Linked DNA regions of Mus musculus: regions 2 and 3 are each linked to region 1. Evidence: chromatin loops called from intact Hi-C (ENCODE). Cell type or tissue: left cerebral cortex. All regions are shown on one strand. Each heading gives the region's core, and the rest is flanking DNA. Links, peaks and the distances in the headings are about the cores only. Region 1 has its middle 50 kb from the start of Gm32549. Region 2 overlaps Camk2n1 (calcium/calmodulin-dependent protein kinase II inhibitor 1). Region 3 overlaps Gm32770 (a long non-coding RNA gene).

What was found. A loop is a pair of places that touch in the nucleus more often than their neighbours do. Peaks named below come from ENCODE experiments on the same cell type or tissue, not always from the same donor. Only the 100,000 strongest peaks of a DNase experiment are listed, where the experiment ranks them.
Region 2: a loop joins it to region 1, with 4 times the contacts of the local background. A loop is called at or near these places in 5 of 42 quality-filtered maps.
Region 3: a loop joins it to region 1, with 4 times the contacts of the local background. A loop is called at or near these places in 3 of 42 quality-filtered maps.

The regions. Positions count from the first base shown.
Region 1 is chr4:138,541,508-138,551,865 of GRCm38, reverse strand. No RefSeq gene overlaps it. Among named protein-coding and RNA genes, the nearest start is that of Gm32549, 50 kb to the right of the region's middle. In left cerebral cortex, for the core only: a CTCF peak has its summit at 4,613 (motif pointing right); DNase peaks (open chromatin) are centred at 3,435, 4,617, 5,406, 8,435 and 1 more place; H3K27ac peaks cover 4,978 bases.
Region 2 is chr4:138,458,004-138,468,361 of GRCm38, reverse strand. Camk2n1 (calcium/calmodulin-dependent protein kinase II inhibitor 1) reads right to left here. Exons shown (of 2, transcript NM_025451.2): 2 at 8,236-10,358. Among named protein-coding and RNA genes, the nearest start is that of Camk2n1, 8.0 kb to the right of the region's middle. In left cerebral cortex, for the core only: CTCF peaks have their summits at 1,461 (motif pointing left) and 5,252; DNase peaks (open chromatin) are centred at 8,091, 8,365, 9,158, 9,391 and 9 more places; H3K4me3 peaks cover 323 bases; H3K27ac peaks cover 6,693 bases.
Region 3 is chr4:138,678,592-138,688,949 of GRCm38, reverse strand. The region is part of intron 1 of Gm32770 (a long non-coding RNA gene); the gene reads right to left. Among named protein-coding and RNA genes, the nearest start is that of Gm32770, 6.3 kb to the right of the region's middle. In left cerebral cortex, for the core only: no CTCF peak of the experiment used is centred there; DNase peaks (open chromatin) are centred at 2,938, 4,175, 4,835 and 8,629; H3K27ac peaks cover 4,529 bases.

The DNA of each region.
Region 1 (10,358 bases), core at 1,346-9,345:
TTTCAGAAGGTGGGGGCATGGCAGCACACGGGCAGGCACCGTGCCGGAGCAGCAGCTGGGAGCTTATACATCATCCAAAAGTCTGAGTCAGGAAGAGAAAGCCTGAGCCTGATGTGGATTTTTAGAACCTTAGTGGCACACCTACTCCAAAAAAACACCTCCTAATCCTTCCCCAAACAGCTCCACCAGTTATAGATAAAGCATTCAAAACTTGAAACTGTGGGGGCCATTCCTATTCCATCCACCGCACAGTGCTAGCAAAAGGCAGAGGCACAGTTTGAACCCAGCCTGGTTCCAACGCTTGGATCTGTAACCACTTCTCTATACTTCCTCATGGCCTCAAAGGTACCTGTGCTGGGATATCAAATCATAGGCTGAGACAGGACCGATGGGTAAAAGAAATCCACTGCTCTCCGCAGCATTAGAGATGGGCAGATTCCTCCCAGGCCTTGAATCCCGCTGGCCCCATCTTATGGTATCCTTAGTAGTAGACTGCTCACTATAAATTTCTCCATGGAAGAGTATTTCCCTCTTGTCCCAGGGGGAAGAAGAGCATATGATCAATACCAACCTAGCACCTTCTAGAACACACACGGTGCACAATGGGGACCAGGAACGCATGAGAAAAATTAGGACATTCCAGCTGCCAATCACTAGGCCTGGAGGCCAAGGAGAGCAACGGAGCAAGGCTGCCTCCCTTAGCTCCTGCGGGCCTCAGAGGACCACACGCATGGGACCAAGCGTTCCCAGGATGTGAATAAGGCACTGCGATTGTAAAACTAAGGAAACAGCCCACAGATCTGTGCTTTTAGCCACTCATATGAAATAAATGTCACTGGCAAACGGTGATCCATGGCGGTGGAGATGGGCAGCACAGACACCAATCAAGGTAGTGGAGTTTTAAACCATAACCCCTAAAAGATCTTTCAACATACAGAGACAAGCACTGAACCCCAAGGATTCTGATCATAGTGTGAGACTTGAAGTCTTGGAGACATATTATTAAGTGGAATGCCCCTCCTCCAAAGACCCAGAATATTCTATCATAACGGTTTCAGTGAGATCTGGGGTTGGAGGCCCCTACCTAGGGAACTGTGGTGTTTCAGCACCACGGACAGAGGGAAGGCCTTGGCTGTAGGGGCAATCCATCACTGGCAACTTAGGGGGGGCCTTAAAAAATAAAAATAGGACGGGGTACATAGATCTGTTGGTACAGTGGTTGCCTACTATGCACAAGAGGTGTCAGACTTGATCCTCAGAACCACGTAAACTGGGCATGGCGGCACACACTGTCACTCTAGTACCAGAGAGGAAGAGACAGGAGTTCAAAGCCATCTTCAGCTATACAGTGCATTGGAGGCCATCTGGCAGACATGGGACCTTATCTCAGAAAAAAAATTAATTAATTCAATTATTTAGAAAGTAAACCAACAGGCAGGGAAAGGTAGGGGTTTCTCATATCCCTTTCTGAGCCGAAGTCTTGAAGGAAGGGAGGGAATTGTGTTTATTTAATAACAAAGGAGAGAAGAGTGATAAGGTGGGTTAGCCTTGGCCTGGAAATCCTACAGAACACTCTTTTTTTTTTTTTTTTTTTTTTTTTTTTTTTTGGTTTTTCTGAGACAGGGTTTCTCTGTGTAGCTCTGGCTGTCCTGGAACTCACTCTGTAGACCAGGCTGGCCTCGAACTCAGAAATCCACAATGCCTCTGCCTCCCAAGTGCTGGGATTAAAGGCGTGAGCCACCACGCCCGGCTACTACAGAACACTCTTGAGTCTCCCTCTAGGTGACAGCGTGACCTTTAGAACACCGTTCCCGTTTCCTTTCTCTGAGCCTAGCTGTGACCTCCGTGGGCGCCCTGTGGTCAGAAAGGGGAAATCTGGCACAGAGTCTATTTGGTCCCAAGTACGTCTAGTGAGTCAAAACTGCTTTCTCCATTGGTCTCATGCACCAGGTTCTCAAACAAATGAACAACTATCTCAAACTATGGCCTCCGCAACAGGAATGCCCTGTGACAGGTGTGAACAAAGAAGAAACAGGGGTACCTGCAGCCAAAGTAAGTCTTAGGATTGAGGTAAACTTAGCCAAATGGATCTTTGCCCGTAGGACCTCCGAGCCCTATGATGTGCTGCTGTGTGTGTTTATTATTTCTAAGAAATGGGTAGGAAGCGGCTGGGCGGTGGTGGCGCACGCCTTTGATCCCAGCACTTGGGATACAGAGGCAGGCGGATTTCTGAGTTCGAGGCCAGCCTGAAGTGAGTTCCAGGACAACCAGGGCTATACAGAGAAACCCTGTCTCGACTAAATAAATAAATAAATAAATAAATAAATAAATAAATAAATAAATAAATAAATAAATAAATAAGGGTAGGAAGTATTCACTGTTCCCAATCTTCCTCCCATGGATTATTTGTAGGAATAGATAACATGTAGTGAACCTTCCTTAAGGGCTAGGCACCGTCACTCTCCTAAAAAGTAGGTACTATCACCGTTCCCATTTTGCAGGAAGGAAAACTGAAGCACAGGATAACAAAAGACTTGCCCAGAGTCACATGTCCAGTGTGCTACAAAACAGAGATATGAACCTGCTCAGGCAGGTTCCGGTGTCTGTGCCTCCTGCAGCTCAGCTCAGTGGCCTCTCCCAACTCAGGCCTTGGAGAACACTAGCCAGTGTGGGAAGTGTTGGCCTAAATGCGTGTCTGCTTAGCTCTGGGTATTTTGAGCAAATGAATTTTTTTTCCTGTAATTTTCCCTTGGGTTGATGTTTAGATTATGGACAAATCGGGGTAGGCCCAGATGGTGGCTGGGAGGTAGAAGGAGCCCTGTGGGTTTTTTTAACTAATTAATTAATTTTAATTAAGATTGGCTTTGTGGCACGTGACAGGGAGAACTGCTGTGCATCTATCTGGTCAGCTGATGGGGGCAAGAGAAAGGAGAGGAGAGAGGGAGGCCACAGGAAGAGTGGAGGGAGAAGAGGGGAGACATTCATGGGTAGGAAGAATCAAGATGGAGCATGAGGAGAGAAAGAAGAGACAAAACGCAAAAGAAAAGAGAAGACATGCTGATTCACAGAGTCCTCTCTAAAAAAACGGAGAGAAAAAAATAGAAAGAGCCTCTGCCCCCTCCCACCCACCCCCAGCATCCTGCATACAGGACACTTCCTGTCCCAGCTTTGTCCTCCCAGCCTAGAGCAGCTAACGGGTGTCCTTCCTAGCAACAGGTGAGACCCTGTTAGCACAGAGCTCTTCTGAGATGCCTGGGGCAGGGTCAGAGATTGGTCCTGCCTAGGAGCACAGGAGTCTTAGCCCCTCCCACCTCTGGTCCCCATTCTAGTCCAGCTCCTTGCCAGATACTTTTCTGTGACGGCTGGGAACAAACCCGTCCGTCACCCACCGCTTGCAGCCTCCACACTCCTGCTCCCTGCCTGGAACTTCAAATGAGCCTGACACAATTTCTCTGCAGCCGCTCTCCCCCTGTCAGATGGCTCAGCCTGCACAGGACTCAGCTCTGCCTCATATCTTCAGGTTAAAAAAGGAGCAACAGCAGCCTGGATCCTGCCTCTCTTCATATGGGAGCATCAGCCCAGCGACAGAGCCGAGAGTCACTGGTGACACTTCAGCTCTGAGCTGAGCCCCGGGGCTTCCTTAAGGGCATCCGGATAATATAATCCCAACGTCCTAAGCCTAGTGGACTCCAGTCCCATCCAGGCCAGCCCCCACCCTCACCACAGGCCTCTCTTAGCCCCTCTAGGATGAAATTTGGGATGATGTTGCCATGGCGACCGCGGTACCAGCAATCGCTGTTCATTATTTATGCTCAGGGGATAGAATTATATGACCTGGAACCAAAAAAAAAAAAAATGTGCAAAGCGACTGACATTATGCAAAGAGCGGAGTTGCCCTCAAAACAGAGGAACTCAGAAAGCCGTCCAGCACCTTTGCTGGGCCTCAGCAGGCCCTACCTGATAAATGGCACACCTGCTGAGATTTGGGGGAACTAGATGACCTGACTGCCAGGCAGGTTCTTAGAGACAGTGATGCCTCCGGAAACTACCATCCTTCTCAGCATGGGGCGGGGTCAACAGAACTACCTTCCTTCTGAGCATGGGGCGGGGGCGGGGTCAACAGAACTACCTCCCTTCTGAGCATGGGGCGGGGGCGGGGTCAACAGAACTACCTCCCTTCTGAGCATGGGGCGGGGCGGGGTCAACAGAACTACCTCCCTTCTGAGCATGAGGTAAAGGGTCAACAGGGCATCTCAGAAACTCCGGTTTAGATCATGACCCTTTGCCAGAAGCCAGGAACATCAGCCAGCCTTTTGTGAAGGCTGCCATCCTCCGTGGAATGCACTGGCAGGACCCCAAGTCCTCTGTGCACCCACCACCTCCTCAATGCAGCTCTGCTCTGACCTAGCCTGTATCTATGCCCAGGAATCCCAAAACTATAAAAAATTAAATCTGAACATAAATGTTTGTCTGGGGGAAAAAATACATGACTTAAACACTACTTTTCCTCCCTGAACTCTGCTTTCTAACGAACGTTTAAGATTTTTATTTATTTGTATGCGCTTGGATGTTTTGCTACATGTGCACCACATGTGTAGCTAGTACCTATGGAGGCCAGAAGGGGGCGCTGGATAGTACTGATGTCTCTGGCAGAAGGCTAGTGTGAGAACAGAATACGTTGAGGTTCCTAGGGACCTGGCACACAGTAGGTGTGCAGTAAAAAGCAGTTGGTTGACTCCTTGGAGATTGGCATTTACCTTTCAGTCTACAAAAGTTACCCCCCCCCCGTATGTGTGTTTCTGTGGGGGGAGTCTGTCTGTCTGTCTCACTCTGTACGTCTCTGTGTCTCCCTGTGTGTCTATGTCTGTCTATGGGTGTATCTGTTTCTGTCTCCCTGTGTGTCTGTCTATGTGTGTATCTGTCTCTATGTGTCTGTCTCTATGTCTCTGTCTCTGTCTCTGTGCATCTGTCTGTATGTCTCTGTCTCTATGCCTCTGTCCCTATGTCTCTGTCTCTATGCCTCTGTCTCTATGTCTCTGTGCATCTTTCCTGGCCAGCCTTGACTCCCCTGGAATGTCTGCCTCTCCCTCCCCAACAGCTGTACCAATCCTCCCCACCCCAGACCCCCTGGACCTTGCCTGAGGACCCGCCCATAGGTGGCTCCAGAATTCTCAATGGAGCCAGAGCTCTGCCAGCTGGCCCACCTCTCACCTCCCTCAGCATCCAGAAGCCGTGTCCCTCCACCTCAGCCAAGGCTTCTCTGATCCCCTGCTGTCACTCCATTTTCCAAACCAATGTAGCCTCTGCTGCAGTCAGAACCTCTGGGTGGGACTACCACCACCCTCTGCCAAAAGCCAGGAGCATGTGGGCACACTCAGCCCAGCCAGCGAAGCCAGCTCCGGCACCCCAGCACGGGGGCAAAGAGCATCCTGCGATGAGTCAGTCCCCACGGTGCCTCGTGTTAGACATGTTTTACCTCTGATGAGTCCGCCATTCTTGGCACCTAAGTCGCAGCGCAGAGCAGAACAGTCGAGAGAACAGTGAATATTTTGTAAGAGCCAGAGGCTCTGAAGGCCTGGTGGGGTGATGTTGGGGAGAGAGAGAGAGAGAGAGAGAGAGAGAGAGAGAGAGAGAGAGAGAGAGAGAGAGAGAGAGAGAGAGAGAGAGCAGGAAGGGGAGAGGAGGCAGACTTGAGGGGTGTCGGTACTGTGAAGTAGGGGTCGACGTGAAGACGTGAGCTAAGGTTCCCTCCCTCATCTTCTTACCTCACCTGTCGCCTCTCTGTCTTTCCTTTCTCTTTTTCTTCCCATTTTCCCCTCTCTTCCCTGCTCCCGCCCTTCTCCCTTTATCTCTCCTCACTAACTTATTCCTGTTATCCTTTTTCTTTTCAACCTACTCTTTCAAGTGGTTTTCCTTTTGCTCTTGTTCCTTGCTGAGCACCGTGATGGGTACCAGGACCCTGGTCTGCATTCCCACCACGACAAAGCTCATCCCATCTCTCTAACCTCACAGAGGCCAGCAGAATCAAGCCCAGCCTCCTTCTGACAGATGAGGGCACCAGGCATCCAGGCAGAAACCAAGTGTTGAGCAGGTGTTAGCCTGGAGCATCTCAAGTGGAACGCGCAGTCCTATCATGTCGGAAGCACAGCCCGTGCTTCACCTTTACCGATGGCGGACCAGAGGCTCGAGGAGATGTGTCACCTGCCTAACACCACCCCACCTGTACACGGCAATAACAGGAATCAAAACTAGACGCAAGTGGCTCTCGTAGCCATGATCGATTGTGCCCCTCGATGGTGAGAAACAGCTCAGGGGTTCTCAGAGCAACTGAACCCCTGAACCATGGGGGAGAAGTGGGAAGCTTGCTGCCCCCCTCCCTCAGCAGCTACAGGCTGTATTGTTCTTGTAACTCGTCAAGAATAGCCAGTATAGGGCCTGCCCGCCTGACTCCCTGTCCTTCCTTCCTTCCTTCTCTCTTTTTTGAGACAGTCTCACCAGAAAGCAGCCCCCTTCCTTCCTTCCTTCTCTCTTTTTTGAGACAGTCTCACCAGAAAGCAGCCCCCAGACTATACTCAAACTCTGAATTCTCCAAAGTACTGGTATAAGGGGTGCGAGCCACAGTCAGACTCTCAGTGCTGTTGCTTCCCAGAGCTGACCCGAGGAGAACTCTCTCATCCCTTCTGTGGGCCTCATTTTCTCCCTCAGCCTCTACCTAGTACCATGCTCTCTCTCTCTCTCTCTCTCTCTCTCTCTCTCTCTCTCTCTCTCTCTCTCTCTCTCTCTCTCTCACACACACACACACACACACACACATACACACACACACACACACACACACACACACACACACTATACCACAGCTGCACTGTCAGTCTCCCTCCATGGGTTCTCCTGATTCATCTCCTCCCATCATTCCCCCGACTGCTTCTCCTGCTCTTCTCTGGGTTAGCTAATTGGTTGGTTAAGTAATGACTGACTGATTGATTGATTGATTGATTATTGATTCTCAACAGATTTCCAGGAGAACATGCAAAACTCAAAGTTGACTATGATCCAGTCTGTGTTTAGAACAGCCAAGACTTTGCCCAGGAACTGATGCCTACAGCCCTAAGTCAGGAGAGGGACCAGTGAACCAGCCCAGGATGTTTTCTTCCAAGAGATACTAACGAGACTACCAGAGGCAATGAGCTCCAGCTGTGCCCCCAGAAGTGCCTGAAGGACAGAACCCTAACCCCCTGCTGCCACTGCCACTGGCTTCCCAGGGTGCCTAGAGGCAGCTGGCCAAAACCAGACTCATCCAGGAAGCATAAGAGAAAGGTACAGTTCCAGCTCCACCAAGAGTGGCCAAGCTGGACTTCCAGGGACAGAGTCAACACCTGCCCTGGGAACTGAGCGGCAGTGGGAATAGAGGAAGTCAGCAGGCTGATGCTGGCCTTCCCTATTCAGTCATTTACCAGGTGAAAGCTGGACAGCCCCGATGCTACCTATGCCAGGTCATGTACACTAAGCTGGGTATACGCAGGTGGAAGAATGGAGCCAGGATCTGGCCCTACAGCGCTCCTTTAGGCAAGATCCTAACTCAAGGAAAATCTCAATGCACATTCTACATCGCCTGCTTATGGCCTGCCGCAATCCTGCGCTCCTAGAGCTCCATGCCCAGCCGCATGCGTAGTCTGGCTCTGTGAACCCTCTGCCCACTTCCAGTCCCTAGGCATTTTCCGTGACCTCTGTTCCATCCACTGGGAACTCTCATCCCTTCGCAACGCATCTGGGTTCAAGCCCTCACCTCACTATTTACTAACGATATATCATCAGAATGCTCACCCAGCCTTTCTGTGCCTCGGTTTCCCAACCCATAAAATAATGATTTCCCCCCCCCCCCCGCCACTCCCTGCCAGGGTAAGGGTGAAATGGGTGTCAGTAAACAGAAGGGGCGTGGCCCTGGAAGCCATCCAATAGGAATGACTGAGAAAACATGGGTTCCAATGACCAAGCTTGCAAGCCGTTCTCAGGATAGAGCTTAGCCCCTCCGACACCAGGTAACTGTCCAAAAACACTACCATTGTGACACCCCAGGTCACCTCAGTCTTCTCATAGCTCTTGCTTCTTTGGAGGAGGGCCCCAAATTTTCTATAATTACATTTCCTCCAGTGGCCATGGGAGTGCAGTTGATCTGCCCTTCGCTGCCATGATGGCAGAATCCACACCTGTGTGGTCCTCTCCCAAGGGGTCCCTTCCCAGCACAGGGCCCTGATCCTTCCAGAGGAGATCAAAAAAAGTATTTGTCAAAATGAGCAAAGAAGCCGCCAGTCAAGTGTAAGCTCTTGGAGCTAGGCCATGTAGCCGCCTCCTGGAAGACAACCTGAGCCGTGAGTCACCCAGCCAAAGAACCTAAGTCTCCTATCGCAGAAACCTTCAAAAGGCACGCTTGCTGCTGTGCTGCAGTCTCTTGAGAGCCTGCCAGAAGGTGGGAGTTACACTCAGACCAAACAGCTTCCAATCCTTCGGCTCCCCCTCTTGCCTGCCGCAGCTCGGGGGAAGGAGGCCAGCTGCTGCTCTCGGCAAGAGGCCAGGCTGAAACTGCTGGCCCATTTTTTTTTCTGACCTGGAGGCCCAGATGTGTTCTTGAAACCCTCACGCGGCAAAGGGAAGGGTCATCCGGCTAGCCAGAAATTGTGTGCACTCCTGATGGACTGGTGACAATCTTGCCTCTTCCTTGGCCCACACAGATGCCCTGAGGTTCCCTTGAGAGGCAGCAGGGAAGGGTGACAACAGGCGACCAGCCTTCCAGCACTGCAGTTTACTACATAATCCAGCCAATGAGGAAAGAGGGTCTTTACTACAAGGGCCTCCTCCACCACTCTTGGCAAATGCAGCAAGCCTGTCAGGACCCTAAAGAAAACTCAGCTCTGCCTGCAACTGATCTTTCCCTCACAGAATCCAGCCACCTTGTTTCCCTTTCCCAAAAGAAACCAATATGGGTCAGCCCAGGAAGTACACGCCCCAAGACCACCTGGTTCTGCGAGTGTGAAGCTAGCCCGGCTTCCCTTGTACTAAGTGGACTCTGGACAATCAAAGACAAGAAGACTTTTAGGTCCCAAAAGTTGGGGGATAGTTTTGGGGTTTTGGTTTTTTTCAAAATTGTGTGTACAGAGCCTCCATCACAAATGATGTCTTTCTCCTGGCCCTTGAGGTACCTCACTTTATATCTCTTATAAAACATACCTCTTTAGGCTGTTCAGTTGATGGTGGGTGTGTCTGATGTCCCTCAGAGAGCAGTCAGGATCCTTATAGCCAGGAGACATACTCATTTCTGTGCTCCTAGGAATGGGAGGCACTATAGCTTAAGAGATTAAGCAGTAAGTGTCTGCTGGCATGAAGTTTTCTTATGATGGTGATAGGTTTGAGAGTTTTTGTTTTTGTTTTGCTCTGCTTTGTTTTCAGACTAACCTTAACCCATACTTGGAAGTATCGTTCTCATAGGTAAAATAAGAACAAAAATGTCTGGGTGTGTGGTGCACGCCTGTGACCCCAGTTTTCATGTAACCCCAGTATTCAGGAATCTAAGGCACAGCATGCTCTAGATCAGTGTGAGGTACACAGCGAGATCGGTGTAAACAAAACGAACAGAAAGAGCAAAACTACTAAAAAGTTATCTGCTTCTAAGGTCATTTTGAGGATTCCATATAAGTATGCACATGAGGCACCAGACCCTGTGCCTATCACAGGTAAAGATGGCCACCATGCTAATAACTGAGAGTAGCCCTCATTGTGGCTGGGATGGGGAGGAGGAGGAGAAGGGAGAAGGGAGAAGAAGAAGGGAGAAGAAGAAGAAGAAGAGGAAGAGGAAGAAGAAGAAGAAGAAGAAGAAGAAGAAGAAGAAGAAGAAGAAGAAGAAGAAGAAGAAGAAGAAGAAGAAGAAGAAGAAGAAGAAGAAGAAGAAGAAGGAAGAAGAAGGAGGAGGAGGAGAAGGGAGAAGGGAGAAGAAGAAGGGAGAAGAAGAAGGGAGAAGAAGAAGAAGAAGAAGAAGAAGAAGAAGAAGAAGAAGAAGAAGAAGAAGAAGAAGAAGAAGAAGAAGAAGAAGGAAGAAGGAGGAGGAGGAAGAGAAGGGAGAAGGGAGAAGGGAGAAGGGAGAAGGGAGAAGGGAGAAGGGAGAAGGGAGAAGGGAGAAGGGAGAAGGGAGAAGGGAGAAGAAGGAGAAGGAGAAGGAGAAGAAGAAGGAAGAAGAAGAAGAAAAAGGAGGTCATGATGACAATAAGAATGGTGGCAATAATGGCATAGAGATAACAGTGACGATCTCTTCCTGGAGAGACATGAAAAAATGTCTACTTATGCCAGACAGGGAATTGACAATAGAC
Region 2 (10,358 bases), core at 1,419-9,418, 84 kb after region 1:
ACTTACCCCAGATAGGTTAAGATAACCCTGGAGGCTGTCTTGATTGTGTTAATTGAGGTCAGAAGACCTGTCCACTGTGGGTGGCATCATTCCCTAGGTAGGATGCTGGACTGTTGAAGATGGAGAAGAGGCTGAGCAGAAGCATGCATTCATCCCTGTTTGCTTCCTGCTTGTGGGTGTGACCAGCTGCTTCATGCTCCTGCCCAGCTTCCCTTCCCTAACCTTGAACCTGAACCCCCTGGACCCTGAAATAAACCTTCCTCCCTCAAGTTGTCTTTTTCACCCCAAAGCCCAGACCTAGGGATAGATCCAAGAGCAGAGTCTATTATTTATTTTGTTGATGGTGCTGGACATCCATGATCATCATGGCTCTTCAAACAGACCTCTGAGGCTGAGGTCTATGGCTCTGTTTTCAAAATGAGGATCAGGGACTGCAAATGGTAAGCCCCAACCATTCACACGCTGAGTTCAAGTTAATGGGGGCATCAAGAGGAATAGCTGGTCTTCAGCCTCCTCGTGGATTCCCTTAGATAGAGTATTCCTCTAAACTTCAACAAGTAACAATAAGACTGCCACCTCTGCATGCTGCTGCGGGTGAGGGACTTGCTGAGATGTCCACCCAAACAACACAGCATGGAGACGGCTTGGCATCTGAGTCAAGTCCGGAATCTCTCCAAAAATCTCACATTGCACTGACTGAGCTCCCCGCTTTCCTGCTTGGCTGGGACTCCAGGAAGACTTACCCTGTCACCCTCTGAGCATCTCAGAAATGTCCCTCTGGCTGTCAGCCCTGCCCTGCCAGCAGCAGAGGCAGAGCCAGGTCCCAATGGTCCAAGGAAACTGGCACTCCCAGGTGTTCAGTAGGAAAGCAAGGGAGAAGGCCCTTGCTGTGTGACTCCCCAGGAGACCCTCCACCTCTCTGCGCCTCCATTTCTTCCCAGTGACAGGAGATCTGTGAACCCTGCAATCACAGAGTTAAGTCCATTTCCTCTTCTACAAACACGGACGTAGACACTGCTCTACAGACAGCTGCAAACAAGGCACAAAGGTCCCCAAGAGTCTTCTAACAGTGCCTGTTTCCTTGAATGTCACATGGGGTTTACATCACTGAATCACTGCAAAGATCCCTAAGTGAGCAGCTTAACTCAGGGCCTGGCACTCCCTACACACCCACCTTTCAAGGCACTCTTCCCTGGGAATAAGAATTGGAGGGCTGGAGAGATGGATCAGCCATGACAGACTAGGCTCGCTATTGAAAATATAAAGACTGGGTGAAGGAAACCACGTGGGCATTTGGGTTATAGCTGCACAAAGTGTGACAGCCTGTTACAGTAGCCTGTGTCTGAGCAGGCATGATCAAGGGCCTTATTCCCATTGTAAAGTCTCCTAGACAGAATTTCTTGTTTAGCACATGATTGGGGGTAGCCTCTTGGTTTTGGGCATTGTCCCTGTACTGAGATGTTTCTCGGTGTCCCCTAGTGGCCATTAGAAGTGTCTCCAAACATTGACAAGTCCCCTGAAGGTCCAAGTCAGCCTCCACGGAGAACTACTGCTCTAGGACTTTCAAGGGTTTGGGGGATATAGCATCGCTAGAGTTCATACCTGACATACATGAAAGCCATACGGAAAGGGTTGACCCCAGAGTGTGTGAAATGGGTATGTGGGGCGTGACTGTAATTATCAGTGCTTGGGAAGTAGAGCCAGGAGTTTAAGGTGATGCTTGGTTACAGCATAGGTACAAAGTCACCCTGGGATACAGGAGACCCTGGAGATAGCACACCAACGGACAGCAAACCAACCCTTGAGCTTCTATTTGAGAGTCTCTGTGATCCATCCTCATCCCCTCCAGAAACCCTGAGAGCCACCTTCATCTCCTCCAGAACCCCTGTGACCCACTGTCTTTCCCTCCTGAACTCCTGTGATCCACCCACATCCCCTCCAGATCTCCTGTGATCCACCCACATCTCCTCCAGAACCCCTGTGACCCACTGTCTTTCCCTCCTGAACTCCTGTGATCCACCCTCATCTCTCCAGAACCCCAGAGGTCCACCCTTTCCCTTCCAGAACCCCTATGATCAACCCTCATCCCTCTAGAACTCCTGTGATCCATCCTCACCCCTCCAGAACATCTGTGATCCACCCTCATCCCCTTTCCTCCCAATCACTTCCCTAAGGACCTGCCCTGACTCAGGCAAGCCTCTGTCCTCTGCTCCTGGATGCTCCTCCCAAAAGCTCCAGTCCCACCTCTGTTCTCTTAAATTATTTTTTTATTATACATGAGACAGATTGGTACACACACAGGAGAGGAGGTTAGAGGGCATCATTGGTTCTGCCTTCCCACCTTCTCATCCGGCTCACACAACGAGTGCCTTTACCCACTGATCCCCAAACTTTACCTGTGCCCTTCTGCCACCCTAGAGTGCCATTTCTGTGCAGCCAGCCCTTATCATTCAAGGCACTATCTTCGTCTTAAATGTAAATGTAGCAGGTGTCTGTCCTTTGCTTCCTGTCTCAGACACTGCCACCTCCTCTCTGCTACCAATAGCAATTTGAGGAAGGCAGGAGCTCTTTTGGACTTTCTGGTGTGGATGTTGTGTTCGGAGCACTAAGGGCAGGTGTCGAGGCCAGCTGTGAGAATTGTAACTCACTGGCGCAGTGACATCTGTTACATTGTTACATACAAAATGTAACTCGAATGCTCACACAGACTCCAGGTGCCCGCAGCAAAGAGCCACAGGTGAAAAAGCAACCTTGGAATCAGGATTAAGCCCATAGAGGTGAAGAGATCATGAGTCGGGTCCAGCTGTTTCCACTTCTGGCTCCTTCCAGGGGACAGTTCCTCAACTTCTCCAAGCCTCTGTTTCTCAGGTCACTGAAGTCGAGATAATCTATAGCAGCCTTAGGTCGTAGAAGTGCTAGGCGAAGCGAGTAAAACACATGCAGAATGCCCAGCGCTGTGGTGCATGTCAGAAATTAAAAGGCACGTAATGGTGACATTAGGCTCCGATACAATGCAAAGGCCACACACCTCCGCATCACCGTTTGGGATCTGATTAGCATTCAGTCCTGGAAGCATCCAGAACAGGAATTACCATCCCAATGCCACAGAATAAGATGCTAGCCTTCATAGGGAGCCAAGTGGTGCAGTCAATGCCTCTGGCATGAAGGAGACAGGGGAAAGCTGCTTTCCCGGGGCTTCCCTTGGGGCCTAGCCCAGGAAACTTCTTGGACAGTGAGGGAAAAAGGCTGCTAGAACCAGAAAGTGGAGACACACCGCGCGAGGGGGGGGGGGGGGAGGGCAGGCAGGGAGGGAGGGAGGAGGGAGGAGGGCGGAGGGCCCGCAGGGAGGCCTCCGGGGAGGCCGCCAGATGCAGTAAATAATTCACACAGAGGAACTGAAGATAGCCTTCAAGCTCGGAGGATCGGGCCAGGTCGCTAAAGCTCAGACGTCTGGAGGGGACTTGTGGTCTTTCCTGTCTGCGAGCCAAGAATTCTTGTGGCCTTGGCTGCCAGGAAAGCACAGTCCCGGGTGCCACTCCCCGCACTGAGGGAGGGAAGCTCCCCGGAACTACCCTGGCCAGGCAACCTGCTTGCCTGGCCCACATCTCCGCCCAGCCGTCCCCATGGCAACCGGTTGGCCTGGTCCAGGGTTCACCGCCTAGTAGAGCCTTGGCCTTCCCTCCCCCACCCCACCCCCAAACCCGCTTGAGGATGAACACTTCACAATCTATCCCTGAGCTCCGGGGGCTGGGAGCCTCGCGTGTAGATAAATAAACAAATAATAAAAAGCTAGTTGTGAGACCCCCTCCGTGCACTGGGGTTGCGGGGACCATGCGCATAAGGGACCAAACTTAGCTGGATTTCAGTCCCAGTGGGAATGTAGGCAGGTGCCTTTGCTGCTCCGCGCCTCATTGTTCTGTATCTGTAGAATGGGGTTGTAAACAATAACTACCTAGGAGAATTGCTGAAAAGATTTAGACATTTAAATGGGGACAGGACAGAGCAACCACTGGTCTACAACTAGAAATGAGGGGAAAGATTTTATTTTATTTTATTTTTTACATAGAGAAACGAGTCCCAGAGAGACAAAATATACTTGCTAGGGATGGTGGTCACACAGCCAGCCCTGGCCGAAAGGAAGGAAATCATGATCTCTTTGTGAAACTCAAAAGCTGGGCGCTGGCAGCGATCTCCCTGGGACTCCCCTAGAGGTTGCCTGCACTTCCCCTGGGCCCACCCCCACCCTCTTGAAATTCAGTCATTGAAAGGTCACAGACCAGACACTGTGGTTTCTGGACCGGAAAGGGCCTCCCTCTAGCAAGCACTGTCTCCCCAGTGCCAAGCACAAGCCCCGCCCCCTCTCTGCCTGCCAGAAAAAAAAAATTGTTGAATGAATATGGACTTAATTAATGAATTCACTGAGTTCATCTCCTTCATAAAACACCCTCCCAGGGTAAACTCCTGAAACCCTTGGCCACCCAGCTGCGTCCCACAGGGCATTTCTTTCCCTAGCTGTATCCGGGTTGTCGCGGTCTGCTTTCTCCCCCCTCATCGACTGCCCACCCCTCCCATCAGCTATTCTCTTAGGATTTCCCAGGGCATACTTCCGGGTCCTCCCCAATACAGCCTGTCCTCCCTGTGACTTCCTCCCCTCTTGGTGACCCTTTGTCCTCAAAACAGCTGCCTCTAGGTCAAGGACCCTGTTCCAGACTCTGGGGGTGTCCCCCCAGGCCCCGAGTTAGGGACAGACCCTCCAGCATGAGGGGTGCCAAGGTCAGGCAAATCTGTGTATCGGGAACACTTGAGGGGAAGGCTGGGGATGTCTGTCCGTCTGTCTGTCTGTCTGTCTGTCTGTCTGTCTGTCTGTCTGTCTGTCTGTGACTCTTGGTCCCTCTGCAGTGGGGCTTGGGTCTTTGGACCTAAGATCTTTGTCCCCAGGCCGCCCAGCAGGCTTCAGTCCAGCTGCCAGGTTTCCTGGGTTACAGGCACTGCCTGAGATTTATTTTTGCATATGGTTTAGGAGACTTCTCTGCTGTTGAATAAGGACAGCACGGTTGATTCCCTGTTCCCTTTCCCTCCCATAGGCAGATTGTGTAAACCAGAGCAGCTGCCTGAGTTTCCAAGAAAAAGATTAGAGGCTGCACAGTTTCTAACCAGGATGACAGTTCCTCCGCAGGAAGTCGCTTCTATTAATTTGTTAAAAATCTTTTTTTTCCCTCTCTCTCTTTCTCTTTTTTGCACGGCTCCATCTATCGGTCATCTGACTACACTGTGGGGGATTTTGCAAATCCTGGGTCTTCTCCAGCCCTGTGGTGTGCCTGGAATTCATGGCTTCTCTGAACTTGTGCCTGTCTCTCTTTGCTGGACATGGAACTACTGGACAATGGCTTCCTTGACGGCCTGTGCAGAAGATCTCAAGACGTGGAAGTGCTCTTGCCCCTAAAATATGCGCTTTGCACAGAGATTGCCCCCCTCCCCCGAAGACGCAGTGTGCACACAAGAAAAGGAGGGAATTCTTTGACCCTGATGGACCCCCACCGTCTCAGCGACCCAGGCCAGTACAGCAGCCCGTGAACATCGTCTCTCTCACCTGTGCCTCTGATATGATGTGGAGAATGGGACTCCCTGCCTCGTTCTTACCACCCAGCACACTACTCCAACCACTGGGAGGAAAATATTACAGCAGCCCTCACTGAAGGGGGTTGAGGACACAGCTTGGTTGGGAGAGTGCCCGCCTAGTGTGCACAGGGCCTTAGATTTTATGCTCGGACTTCAAAACCTGGAAATTGTGGCGCATGCTGGTAATCCCAGCCCTTGGGAGGTGACAACAGGAGGATGAGAAGTTCAGGGACTACATACTGCATAGTACAAAGCACATACTACATACTATGTTCAAAAACCAGCCTGTGCTTCGTGAGAACGTTCTCAAAACAAAACACAACACTGTAAGGAGGTGTACTGACTTGGGGGGGGGGTCAGTGTACAAAACAGGTCTCCAGTGCTCCATCAGCAAGCAAGTCTAAGAAACTAACCCAGTCAAGAGCTTCCTGCGGAGGCAGGCTGACTAACTGTAACGTGCCCTCCAGCGTGGAATGCAGGAATACAAAGGGCTTATATAAAAACTAATAAAGTCTAAATAAGCTGTGGGGTTTAGTTACCAGCCATGGTGCCATACTGACTCCTCAGTTGGACAAAATTTGCCAGAATGGCACCACATGGTAGGAATAGAAGAAACTGAATCAGGGTTATATATGTCAACTTAACATCGTTTTCCCAACTTGTCTGGTATCATCATCATCATCACATTTCTTTGTTGTACAGTAGGAGCACAAGCATGCCACAGCACACATGTGAGATCCAGAAGACAGCTTTTGAGAACTGGTTCCTCCTTCCTGTGCAGGTCCTGGGGAATCAGACAGACTCCGGTTCTCAGGCTCTTGGGCCAGTACCTTTACTTTGATGAGTCTTCTTGCCCACCATCTGTAGATCACCTTAAACTAGTCTAGAGTCTCACTGGTATTTTATGTTAAAGTGGGTCACAGGTTTGAGTGCCAGGCCATACCCAGGTTCCCATTGTCGCCAACACTAAGGAAGCGTGTTGCTTTAGAATCTCCAAGCTCCTGTCTTAGGGTTACAGTCGCTGCAGCGAAACACCATAACCAAAAAAAGCAACTTGGGGAGGAAAGAGGGTTTTTTTGTCTTACACACCCTGAGTCACAGTCTATTGAGGGAAGCCAAGGCAGGGACTGAAATAGGGCAGGGACCTGGAGGCAGGAGCTGACGCAGAGGCCATGGAGGGATGCTGCTTATTAGCTTGCTCCCCATGGCTTGCTCAGCCTGCTTTCTTATAGACAGACCCCAGGACCACCAACCCAGGGGGGCCCCACCCACAGTGGGCTGCCCCCCCACCCCCGCCATCCATCACTAAGAAAATGTCCTATGAGCTTGCCTACAGCTGGATTTTATGGAGACATTTTTTTTTCCAACAGAGGTTCCCTCCTGTCAGATGATGAGAGCTTGTGTCAAGCTGACAGAAACCTTGTCAGCACAACCCCTCTGTCCCAGTCTCACATCCCTGGAGGAGAACGATTATTTTTGAACCCAGGACAAGCCTCTAGTTTGTTCTTCATTATACCAGGTTAACACAAGGCAGGCACGAAATCAGTACTCACTAAATGAAGCCTGAGGTCTTCTTGTCTAAGGAAGTGACCTATGCAGAGGCCTAAGCTGATCCCTCCCCTTGACAAGTCAGCCCCATGGCTCCCATCCAAAGAAGGAAGACTTCAGGCAGGCTGGGTGCTGGTGGGGGTTGGGGGGCGGGGGGCGGGGGGAACGGAGGGGGCGTGGCTTCCGGAAACACTGCCTTTGGGGAGCAAGCACACGACTTTATGTAGGAACCTTGGGAAACTGATGGAGGTCGAGAAAGGAAGACTGATTCCCTCAAGCCATTCCCATCTCCTCAAGTAGTCTCCTGCCCTTTCCACCCCCAAAGAGAGTCTGTCTTTGAGTATAGACGCTAAAGACACAACATGCTGAACTATAAGAACTTCTCCAGTGATTTTGGCCACCCATTGCCTGACACATAGGAAGTACTTCCTGGATGCTCATACCCTATCTGAGTATCAGGCCACATACTGGGGAGACAGAAGTTCCCATTTAACCTGTCCTGATATTTCTTACCATCCTTATTTTATAGAAGAACCAGAAAGCCAAAGACCTTAAGTCATGCCCCCACCCCCACCCCACTCACAGCTAGGAAAAAGGGTTCAAGTCTAAACCAACTAAGTCCTGAATCCACCTGCCACCAGTCCTTGAACACCTAGAAATTGCTGTCTTCCCTGCAGGGGCATCCCAGGATCATCCCTCCATCTGTGGCAGACAGGAGTTCTTCAAGCTTCTCTGTTCTCAAATGTAATTTGTCAGTTCTCCCTGAAAAGATCCCTTTGATATTCCTGCAGCCCATCCGCCTGGGTAGGCCACAGGAGCAGAATCAAGGGATACATACGGATGCTTATTGAAAACATTCAGTGAGCTAAGTTTGCAGGACGCAGCCCTGGATGCTCCGGGTCCACGCTTGGAGGTTTGGAGTCACCCTCCCCCACCTCCATCTTTTAATAGCCTTTTCCATATTCATTGCTGCCCTCTCCAGATACTTCAGACATACCCAGCACATGGTATATCTGCTATCTGCAGAGTCCCCAAAGTACCTTCTCAACAAATGCTCACCCAATACTATAGTATATTTAAGAGATTTATTTTCCTTGCTACTGAATGGAGGTCTCTAGAAAGGCAGACTCATTCCAGGCTGAGGCAGGCACTGCCTTTGCTGCCCAGTGGCCTCCAGCAGGAACGTTTTAATACATCACTTATTAAAATGGACCTTCAGCCTTGGCCCAGGGCGCGGGGCAGCTCCAGGAGCTGGCTGACCACATCCACACACTGCCTCCTTCTGACCCCTGATGCAGTCTCAAGTTGTGCAGGATGATGGAGATGGGCAGAGCTTGCGGAAGACACACCAACACAAGGACTTTTAAAGGCTGAAGGACAACCGTTGAAGCCGGAACAGAGCCAGTCTGTCTGCATCTTCATCCCAGATGGTGGGCTCTGGGTTCCAATCCTGCCTCTGCAGCTATCAAACTGAGGCGCTTGGCAGGAATTACCCTCTCTGAGACACGCTATCTACTGTGCAGCCAGGTAACACCACCCATTCTTCTGGGCTGTTGTGAGTCTGGTGTTCAGGGAAAGCTTTCTTGCTTCCCTGAGACCTCAGCTTCTTTGGTAACTGGTAAGTGAATGTCACTGGGTTTCTAGAAGTGCTGAGACAACCACATGAGATGGTACTCAGTGACTACAGTACCAGAAACCACATCCCTAAAGCTACCTTCTTGCCTGGCCTCTGTCCCTCTCGGCAGATTATTATTTGAACAAAAAGCAGGCCCTAGCTCTAATCCTTTCCCCCAGTAACCCCCTCGGCCTTCTGGGGAGGGGAGCAGTACATTGCATTTCTTGGCTCTAATGGAGCCTATAGACCTTCAAGTCCAAAAGGGAGTGCCTGGGGTCAAGAGGGAAGACAGCCAGATTCAAGAAGAGGACTGTGCGCCTGGGGAAATGAAGTTGGCATCCGCTTGCATCCGCAGGCTGGGCACTGCCAGTTCCAGCTCCCCCATCAGTCCCAGTAATGACCACAGGATGAAGAACCCCAGGCTGGGACCTGCTGAGGCTGTCAGACTTAAGAAGGGGGATAAGACATTTGCCCTCCTTTCCCTGGGGCCCCCTGGAGCTCCTCTTCTGCAGTCCCCCCACCCCACCCCGTGGGGACTCTTACCTGATGTCTGAGTCATACTCAAGCTCCTGTCACTGTGAGCTGTGTTGTGACTCCCTGGCTGACAGCTTTAAAACAAACACATTAAAAGCTCCAGGCAGTGGGGTTTCTACATGCAAAACATCCCAAGGGTTGGGGGAGGGGTAGGAGGCAAGGAGGTGGGGACACAGGACCTCTTCCTTGAGCCAAAACCCCTCCTCCCAAGTCCTCTCCCTACAGAACCTGAACCCCTCATCACTGCCTCCAGTTTAAAGAGAACTGGAGCTACCTCCCCACCCTGCCCAACAGACTTTTCCTAATGGGTGATTAGAGGCAGGTACAGCAGGTGCTTGGAAACTTTTGGGACTTCCCCCCCCCCCCATGCATCCCCAGAGAACAGACTCATCCTCAAGCATGTAACAGTAGGCTCTAGTGGTAGAGACACGTATGTCCATAACTGGGTCTCGGGTTGGATGTTTAGTGGATGCTAGCGGCGGCCCAATGTGGAAGGTTCTGGTGTGCCGAGGATTGATACTCCTCTTCTTGACCCTAAGAGGCAGCAGCTGAGTTCATCGGTCTCTGCAGATCAGGCAGGTGATGTTTACAGAAGTTCCAGTTCCGAGAGTAAGGCAGTCAGAGCTAGAACCTGAACCCAAGTCCAGTCTCCCAGCTTCAGTCTCCACAGGACTGGCGGCCTCCCAACCCAACAGGATGGCCCAAGCAAGCCTCAGGGAATCCAGAAGGAGCCATTTGCAAAATTCAAAGTCCACTGACTCTGCCATTCTTAGGGGATAGCCTGACCCATCCAGCCCACTGGCTGATAACCCCCCAACAACGCACACAAACTGTTTCATCCTACAGGCCAAAGCCACCATCTCTGTATTCCAGTCCCTGAGAAACAAGGCTAACGAAAGAGTAGACACAGGAAGAGTTCTTTATTGTACACTGGAGAAATAGCCCTGTGTGCTGGTTCAAGGTGCAACATACAGAATAGAGAATTAAGAAAAGAAGGAACTGGGAGGGGTGGGGACCTCTTGAGGTCCAAAGTTGCAAACAA
Region 3 (10,358 bases), core at 761-8,760, 140 kb before region 1:
GAACCAGCAGACCAGAGTAAAGGGAGAAAGCCAAATGGGAGTTTGGGCGCATAATGGATAGAACCATAAGTTAAAATGAGGTTGTCTTAATTAACCCTGTCTCTGTCTGTCTGTCTGTCTGTCTGTCTGCCTGCCTGTCTGTCTGTTTCTGTTTCTCTGTCTGTCTCTCTCTCTGTCTCTGTCTCTCTCTCTCTGTGTATGTGTGCACAGGGAGAAAGAATTAGAGAGATGGGGCAGGGTGTGAATTCATTCTGACATTTTCATTGGCCTGTGTTATAAACAAATCAACACGGCCATTTGGCACACCTTGTTGGTTTCGTCTTGTGAGAATAGAAACTTAGGTTGGTTACAGATTAGCTGGGGCTGGTGGGAGGGGATGGTGCTAGCCTCTAAGCCAGATGGCTCAAGTTCTGTCCCTGACGTCCACATGGTGGAAGGAAAGAACCAACTCTGGGAAATGTCCTCTGACTCCCACAGGAGTCATATGTGCCCATGCCCTAACCCCAAAAGAGAAGTTATGGTACTGGAATGTCCCACCCGTCTACCAGCTCCTCTAGTGGGGTGAGGTAGGTTGAAGACTGCAGGCTTTGGGGTAGACCCTTTGTCATGGTTTGTATAAGCTTGGCCCAGGGAGGTGTGGACTTGTTGGAGTAGGTGTGTTACTGTGGGTGTGGGCTTTAAGACTCACCCTACCTGCCTGGAAGCCAGTATTCTCCTAGCAGCCTTCAGATGAAGATGTAAAACTCTCAGCTCCTCCTGTACCATGTCTGCTTAGATACTGCCATGTTCCTGTCTCGATCATAATGGACTGAACCTCTGAACCTGTAAGCCAGCACCAATTAAATGTTGTCCTTATAAGAGTTGCCTTGGTCATGGTATGTTCACAGCAGTAAAACCCTAAATAAAACACCCTACTAAGATTTAGGGAAAAATTCTGTTCTCTTATCTGTAAAACTACAAATATGTGTGTCCTTGTAGGGGCTTTATGACAACTAAAGAGGAAATGTTCTCCAAGTGCTAGGAGAGCAGGAAGGACTAATAGATCTTACTTTCCCCTCCCCTCCCTTCTTCTTCCCCTCCCCTCCCCTCCCTCTTCACCTCTCCTCTCTTCTCTGCCCTCTCCTCCTCTCCCTCCCCTTCCCTCCACTCTTTTCTTCTCCATTCTCTGAAGCATCTTTTCCTTCCCCCTCCCTTCCCCTAACCCCCTCCTCTCCTCTCTTCTCTGTCCCCTCCTCCTCTTCCTCCCCTCCCCTCCCCTCCTCTCTTTTCTGACCCTCCTCCTCTCCTTCCTCTTCCCAATCCCCTTCCCTCTCCCCTCATGCATCTTTTCCTTCCCTCTCTCTTCTCCTCCTCCCCTCATCTCCTCTCTTCTCTGCCCCCTTCCCCTCTCCCTCCCCTCCTGTCCCCTCTTCTCCTCCTCTCTCTCCCCCTCCCCTTTTTTTCCTTCTCCCCTTCCCTTCCCTTTTCTCCTTCAGTTGTGTTTTTAACTCTTTAGCCTCTAAAGACAGAACCTCCTTTTTCCCACTGGTTCTTTATAGATCAACACAATCCAAATTCATTTAAAAATAAATACATAACATGTGTACCTATTTAAGAGGTACAGCATGGTGTCCCCGTGCCATTGTGCAGTGTGTGATGGTCGAATGGAGATAATTAGCACAGCTCTCTCCTCAAACATACATCATTTCTTTGTGTTGTAAACAATCAAAGCCTCTCTTCTAGATATTTTGAGAAATGCAGTAAATTACCATTAATTATAGACACTCTGCCCTACTGTGTTCCAGGACACAGCACCACAACTCGGCCCTGTTCAGCTGCAGTTCTGGACCCATTGTAATCATCGTCAACGCCACCCAAAGGTCTTTATTTTGAAAGCTTAGTCCTGGGCTGGGGATGTGGCTCATCAGGAAGGGCTCTTGTCTATTGTATAGAAAACCCTGGGCTGAATTCCCAACACTGTGTAAACCAGGCAAGGTGGTCCACACCTGTAACCCCAGCACTCAGGTGGTAGAGGCAGGAGGTTCAGAAGTTCAAAGTCATATTCTGCTACACATCAAATTGGAGGTATGTCCCCCCACACCAAAAAAAAAAAAAAAAAAGCCTTGGTCTTTGGGCCAGCCTGTGGCAAAGACAGCAGGAGGTGAAACCTTTGGTAGATGGGTCCTTCTGGAAGGAAACCAAGTCACAAGTCATTGAGGACTCCATAAGATGAACAGGCATTCAAGCCAAATGCTGTCAACATGAGGGGCTGCTATGCCACAACCAGAAGAAATGGGGTCATATGACCACAGGCTGACCCCTCTGAAACCAGGAGACAAAACCAAGCTTTCTTTGTTGATTATCTCAGACAATTTGTTATAGCAACAGGCGCTGGCTAATAACCATTTTCACCCATCATTTCCACAGATTCTGTGCCTTCCTGGAGCTCTAGGGTACAGATGTCAGCACCTGACATCTAAGGTCTTTAGCAGAATTGACACAAAACCCCCGAGAGCAATGACATTCTCTGCTCACTGTTCCGGGATGTCCCCAGCATCCCTTCACCTGCCTCTTGTCACACACAGTGCCTCAACAGTGGCTGCCACCTCTCTGCCTCCTCTTACATTCTCTCCATTATCAGCCTTGACAGACAGCCACACTGCTCAGGGGCTGCCCAGTGCCCTTACTCAAGGGCAAGGGTTGCCATGAGATTGCTGGCACACTCTCAAAGCTTCCACAGGCTGGCTTTTGCAGCAGCCCAAAAGGGAAATGCTATGGGTGTTTATGCAAATGACAAAGTGGGCTCATCCATTTGGGAGCTACATCACTTTTCCCACACACACTAACCCACCAGGGCTACCCGCTGGCCCCAGGGAGCAGGTAGGCTGCTGGGTGCCGGTGTGGAGGATCCTGGGGAGGGGAGTTGTTGGGGGACAGTGAAGAGAAAAGAGCACAGCCTGGAGAAGGTCTAAATTTAGGGGGTGGAGTGGGAAGAGGAGCCAATGGAACAGAGAATACGTGTGGGGAAAAAAGTGGGTGCATCAAGAGAGTGTGATTTCACGGAGTCCAAGAAAACTGGGAAACAGAGAAGTGCTAAGCAGCTGCTACTCCTGACCCACAAGCACCGCTGCCTGGTGCAGTATGCCAGAGTCTATCGCAGGACATGATGGAAGTCACCTCCATCAGCACCGTCTATAGTATTACACTTCTATTCCAAATAAGGAAGCAGAGATCTCAAGATTAGTATGAAACATCACACAGCTGTAAATGACACAGACACGTATAGTATTCCGATAGCCATGTGGCTTCCGGACCCTTCCCTGCCATCTTCTGTGAGCAGGCTCACGTTCAGGCATCAAATGCTGGGATGCCAGAGTATAATATGGGACTTTCAATAAGGTCGGATTCCCTGAGACTTGTGTGTTCAGGGTTCATGGAACAGCTTGCCCTTGATCATACTCAGAGAGGGGTCCCAGAAATGCACCGGAGAAACCGCACTTCCAAGCAGCCATGGGGATGCCTTGTCCAACCCTGCTAGCAGCCTGGAGATGGAATGGCCTTAAACTTATGCTGCTCTGAGACAAAGGGTCATTGAGGGGATCCACTGACAGCTGTCAATCACCAATACCCCCAGCAATAAGAATAGAGACCTCAGCTCCAATATGTGCAAAACCTTACATACTCACCACCAAGTTCGAATACATACTGGTCCTCCTTCAAGTCCTCTGAAGGATGTTGTTGATGTTGGGTACTGGGGTGCTTGAAGAGGGAAGGTTTAAGGCAACAGGTATAGCCCAGTTGAGGGTGGGGGATGGGGTGGAACACCATCTGAAGAGTGTTGGGTTGCTAGGCATCACATAGGATTAAGACACTTAGCGCTGATTTGCTAAGTCATTTAATAGAGCCACTGCCATTTAAAACAAGGGCACGTTCTCTCCCCAGCATTGCAAAGAGGGTTACTAGAACCAGAATCAACCTCACTAGCAAGGGAAGGCTCTTTGTCTTTTATCTCTGGTCCCTAGTGACTGAGCCTCATCCCATTGGTGAGAGCTCAACTTCAGAACCTGCCATGATTGGTACAAAGCAGGAGGGGTGGAACCCTTGTCTGGCTTTGATTAAAATAAAACTCTCACAGGGCCAAGTTCAAACTCTCTCGCTGGCTATAGCTACCAGTACTAAGCATCCAAGGCTCAGTGCTAAGGACTTCTGTATCAGCAGTGAATAAGAGGGGGCGCTGGCAGCGCAGCGGGAGCGATGGTATCAACATTACAGAGTCAGGTAACAGGACTCAGAGGTCCCTTTAGTGTCCCTAAAGCCAGGGAAGGGCTCCATCTCAGAGGCACACATTGGTGCATCGGTGTGGCCCTGTGCACCCTGCCTCTCACTTGTGTGACTCAGGACGGTTCTGACTTACTCAGGTCTCACACTCCCTCAGCTTCCAATCTCCCACAGACTCACATCCGGGTTTAAGTTCTCCAACCGCCAGGCCTGTGCACACCTTAGCTGGTTACCACAGAGCTCTTGCAGCCCCGAGGACTCCAGTTCGAACGCTGACCCCCACACTCAGCCATGTGGCCTCAGGAACGAAGCCACTTTGCACAACCAGGGAATACAGGAGCAGCATTCAAACCCAGGGCTTTCTGGCTCAAACTCACCTCTGAGTTGACTGTGGCCCCCCATAGGGCAGAGCAGAGAGGACATCCCCCCACCCCCCAGCAAGCACTTAAGTGACTGTCCCTTAGTTTAGGACTTCCAGGCAGGGACACCAAGGCCGTCTATCTTCTCAAAGGGTACTCAAGAGCTGCACAGTATAACTGTGGTAGTGGAGGTGGTGGTGATGGTGGTGATGATGGTGATGGTGGAGGTGGTGGTGGTGGTAGCAGCTGCTTCCAGGGGACAGGGATAAAGCCAGCAAACACTTAGCTCTCAGTACTTGCAACAGCACTGGAATTTGAGTTCCCCTGGGAATTGGCTAGTGAAAATGAGAGGAGAAATGACTCACCTGTGACCTGGGAGCAAGTGGGAGAGCACAGGGCTGAGAGCCAAGGAGGGGAAAGAGACCAAGAAGCACACCCTGTGCGTATGTGTGTGTGAGAGAGTGTGAGTGTGTGTGTGTGTGTGTGTGTGTGTGTGTGTGTGTGTGTGTGTGTGTGTGTGTGTGTGGTCAGGCCAAGGCTGCAGTGAGAGCCATCTGGTTCCAAAAACAAAGACAAACTCAGAGAGAAGGTGATTGAAGACGGGAGGGGAGGGGAGGGAAGGGGAGGGGAGGGGAGGGGAGGGGAGGGGAGGGGATGTGTTCATAGGGGAACCACAGAAGCAGCAAGTTCCCCAACTCAGCCTCTGGTCCCACCTTTTGGGAGCTTACACTGTTCAATCAATTACATCAGCACTTGTCTCAGAGTGCTTTCTGTTGCTGTGATAAACACCACGACCAAAACCAACTTGGGGCAGGAAAGGGACTACCTCTTCTCACAGCCTGTAGCCCATCACTGAGAAAAGTCAGGGCAGGAACTCAGGGCAGGTGCCTGGAGGCAGAGGCAGGAGAAGCCATGGAGGGGTGCTGCTTGCTGGCTCGCCTTTCATGGCTTGCTAGGCTTGCTCTTTTATACAACCCAGGACCACCTGCTCAGGGGTGGTACCACTCACAGTGGGCGGGGCCTCTCACATCAATGGTCAATCAAGAAAAGGCCCCCACAGACTTACCCACAGGCCAATCTGATGGAGGTACTACTTTCTTCAATGGAAGTTCCCTCTTCCCAGATGCCTCTGGCATCGAATTGACAAAATTTTAACCAGCTCGGCACCGTAGGGTAAAATACTTCTTTAAAAATCATAAAGAGAATGTGTTAAAACTTCTATGTGCTGGAGGAGCCTTCTGTCTTCTATTGGGAGAGATGTGTGGTTTGCTTGGGGAGGCATTGGGTAGTGAGGAGGATGCAGAAGGGAAGCCCCCTGAGGTTCCCCCTGCAGTTCTACGCAGGGCCCCATTGTCACTGGAGCTGGAGAGGAGGGAGCCCTGCACTGGGTGGGAGGCTCTGTGTCTGAGAAACAGGAAAAGAGACAATTGCACTTAAGTGCTCACAAGCCAGCCCCTTTTATTTTCAAGGACATGAGCTGATAAATGTGGATTTGTCCTGGCTGCTGCATGCATTATGCAAATGAGCCGAAGGGGACAGATAATGCTTCAGGGTCACCACCTGTCACATTCTAGTGCCTCACATTTTGAAAAGGGGTTAAGAATGGCTGACTTCCTCCTTAAATACCTGTGTGGGAGTCTACAGTGTTGAACCACCATTATTTCAGATCTGACTCACTGGGGGCCACATTAATTTCCTATTTACAGAAGCCACTCTCCGACGCATGATGGATTCTGCTCATTCAATTTACCACCCACGTATCCATCAGATGCTACTGATGGCCAGGGGCTCTGCGTCTAGTCTTCCCTAAGGATCTAGAGAAGCGATGCTCTTTCAATTACAGTCTTAAGATGTTAGTATTCAACATCTGCCTCAACCACATTAAACTAATAGATAGGCCATGAATTCTTTAAAAGACTTGAAAGGGCTGAGGATTAATTGAAAAGAAAGAAAGAGAGAGAGAGAGAGAGAGAGAGAGAGAGAGAGAGAGAGAGAGAGAGAGAGAGAGGAAGGAAGGAAGGAAGGAAGGAAGGAAGGAAGGAAGGAAGGAAGGAAGGAAGGAAGGGGGAGGGGGAGGGGGAGTAAGTTAAGGGCTCACCTTGCAAGCATGATGGCCTAAGTTCGATTCCCCACAAATCATTGTTTAAAACAGGCCCAGTGCTGGCAAGGTAGAGACAGGGAGATCCCTCCTGTCCTAACTGGCTTTCTGTAAAGCAACTTGGGGAGGGAAGGGTTTATTTTGCCTTACAGCTTACATAGTCCATCATGAAAGGAAGACAGGGCTGGAACTCAAGACAGGAACCAGAAGTTAGAAGCTGAAGCAGAGACCATGGAGGGACGCTGCTTACTGGCTTGCTCGCCATGGCTTGCTTGGCCTGCTTCCTTATACAGCCCAGAACCATCTGCCTAAGCATGGCACTACCCACAGTGGACTGGGTTTTCCCTCCCCAATCATCAATAAAGAAAATGTCCCTACAGACTTGACTACAGGCCAATCTGATGGAGGCGCATTCTCACTCGAAGTTCTTGCTTCTCAGATGGCAAAGTTTCTAACAAGCTAAGAAAGAGAACTAACCAGCAGGCCTGGGGCTCATTGGCTAGCCAGTCTAGCGAAATTGGTAAGCTCTGGGTTTCAGTAAAAAAAAAAAAAACCTGCCTCAGAAAAGAAGATGGAAGGCTCCTGATGAGCAATAGCTGAAGTTGACCTCTGATCTCCACACACATACACTACATGTGCACCTGGACACACACACACACACACACACACACACACACACACACACACACACACACACACACACACACGTACGCTCACCAAAGATCACAGCAGAAGAAATGGCTACAGGTAAAAGAGGAAATAAATCTCATCTGGATTCTGTCCTCTTAGTATCACTATTTGTTAAGCTCCTGCATCGCGACTCTAAGAGTAAGGGCTGCACAGGAAAGCTAACACTTATTTAAAACCTCAGCAGAGCTAGATTATAGCCCTTGCATTAGAGCAGCTGTCTGTGTTGTTTCAGAAGAGGGGTTGTTGTTGTTGCTTTATGAGAACACATTTAAAGGCTGCAAGACCAAAACAAAAAAAAAAAAAAAAAAACAAAACAAAACAAAAAAAAACCCTTTTCTCCTAACACAAACTCAAAACCCAATGAAATCACCACCAGCCTAGACAGGTCAGTTGCCAGCCTCTCTGTCCCCAAGTGCATGGTGAAGAGAGATGCTAAGTTGAAGCCATGAGAATTCCTCTTCGGCTACAAAATATGACCAATGTACAGACAGCGAGATGAGAGCTGAGCATTCCAGAACTTTGACCACCTTGGTTCCATCTCCCCTTTCTTGTGTATCTCCCCAGAGCTGACAAGGCCTGTTGGCAGCCAGAGGCCTTTGAGGGAGCTTTGATAGTAATGAAGAACTGTGTGGCAGAGTCCAATCCTCCCAGGCTACTGCAGGACTCAGGCAGCCCCCAAGCCCTGCAGTGGCCTCTCTCAGTTCCAGTCTGTTCTACCCACTGCCAGGCTAGCCTCCCTTCCTGCAATGGGCATTTGTTTCTCTGGGGCACAGCCTCCAAGGCCTCTGTAACAATTCCAGCCACTATCCCATCATTTGGAAAGCCACTCCCCGCTGTCCCTCCACCTCCATTGTTGGATTGGGACTGAATCTATGCTGAGCTAGGAGGGTGTCTGGTGAATTTAAACTTGGCCTTAATCTCTCTTGGCCTATTTCATCCTCCTGGTAACAGGTCCTAGGATGTATACATGAACGAAGCCAGGCTGGGCCATCCACTCAGGTTTAGTTCCATGAGTGTCACCGGAGCATCTGGGAAAGCTAATGACTGTATCCCCCTGACCTCAGCCTTTAAGAATGTGATCCAGGTGTCTTCTGCAAATATGTGACCTAGTGATTTTCTGGATGTAAGTAGCACACCCAGGGAATGAAAAACAGGGGACAAGAACAACTCTTGCGTCTCTGGTTCCAGGCACTCCATGCAGATGGCCACTGTAGGTGGTAGAGCAGGCTTAAAGAGGCTTGCTCCAGATGGGTTAAAGACATTGTAAAGGAAGCGCATTTATTCAAAGACAGATATATGGGCTGAACGTTTGGAAGTCTAGACTTTAGATATAAATGTTGAAGTCTCTGGCACATAAAGGACATTTAAAGGCAGGGGCGGATGTCTAACCAAGGAGACTGTAAATCAGAATGATCAACTGGACGGACCTTTGCGAATTGCAATGTAAGAGGTCGGCTTGCTTGGATCAAATTGGCAGAAAGGAAGTGGAAACTGCCGTTTCTCAGACAGACCGCAGCTTCCTGAGAAGAGAAAGCATGCCTCATCCATTTCTTTTAAAATACAGTATGCTGGATGGTGGTGGCACACACCTTTGATCCCAGCACTCAGAGGCAGAGGCAGGCAGATCTCTGTGAGTTCAAGGCCAGCCTGGTCTATAGAGCAAGTTCCAGGACAGCCAGGACTACACAAAGAATGGCCCAATGTAGCCAGAGCATCAGGCTGAGAGTTAGAGGCCATGAATTCTAAAATATAGTTTTGGATGAAAGAAAACACTTTTAAGTTTGCATTCATAATTTACTGGCTATGACAGGTTCACCCTCACTCATTCAACTAGAAGTATACAGGAGGTGTCAGCACAAACACTGCCTAAGGCTGGGGAATTATAAGTCTGAAGGGATGAGCAAGAGGCTACTTTCAATCTTGCTTATTAGATTCTTATCACATGACTATGAATAAAAATGCCCCAAGAAAAATTCTTAAAGCTTTGGTAGCTGAAGACACCAAGGTCCTCAGAACTTCATTTGTACAGGCAATAAGCAATGGGATTGGAACTCAAGTCAGTGAGCTTTTACTGTGAATGTACACTATCCTTCCACCACCCCCAAGAACTCATGGTCTTATCGTGCACCTGAGAGATTCAGGGTGTCTCTTTAACTAAATGTAAAAGCAACAGTAAAAAACCCTGCTGTGATGTGGCCAAGCAATGGACGCTCTAAATGACCACATAGTCAGGAAGTAGGGAGAATTAGCTGGACCTTCCAATAAAAACGAGCCTAAGTGTTTAGAGCGCACATCTGTGGGGGAAGGGCAGGAACCCCAAATCCATAATACCAAGGCAAGTAAATTGAGCCTCAGAAATTCTTTTATGTGTGTCACACGGGTCTCAAAGAATATGTTCCTAAAATAATGTGGCCTGTCTGTGACAGTGAATGTTGCAACAGAAACAGGTAAACCATTTAAGGTCTTCTGCATGATGGCTGAATGGTCTGGCAAAGCTTGTGATTTGGTATTGACTGAAAGACATGATACGGGTCAGGAGTCAATAAAGTTCCCAGAGGCTTTAATAGGATAAAGGAGATGACCTGGGAGCCCCTCGTTTACTGTTGATTTAACTCTACCAGTACCATGCCACCCCCACATTCTTCTTCCTTCAATACCGTGAGATCCTAGAGAAGAGAACCCACAGGGTCTCCGTGGTGCAGCGTCTTTCAAAGGACCCCACAGACTTGACTGTGAGGCTTGGAACATTGTCTCACCCATATCAATTATCTCGTATGTTTTACACTACTAGAAAAGAAACATACTGTAACATTTGCCCGAAACCCAAACAACCTGAATGAAGAGGGGAAGCAATGTGGATATGCCAAGCTTCTTCCTCATCCTTACTATTTTTTTTAATCAACCGTTGGAGGGTGCGGGGAGGGAAGCAGCTGCCAAGTGTTCCATTTTCAACA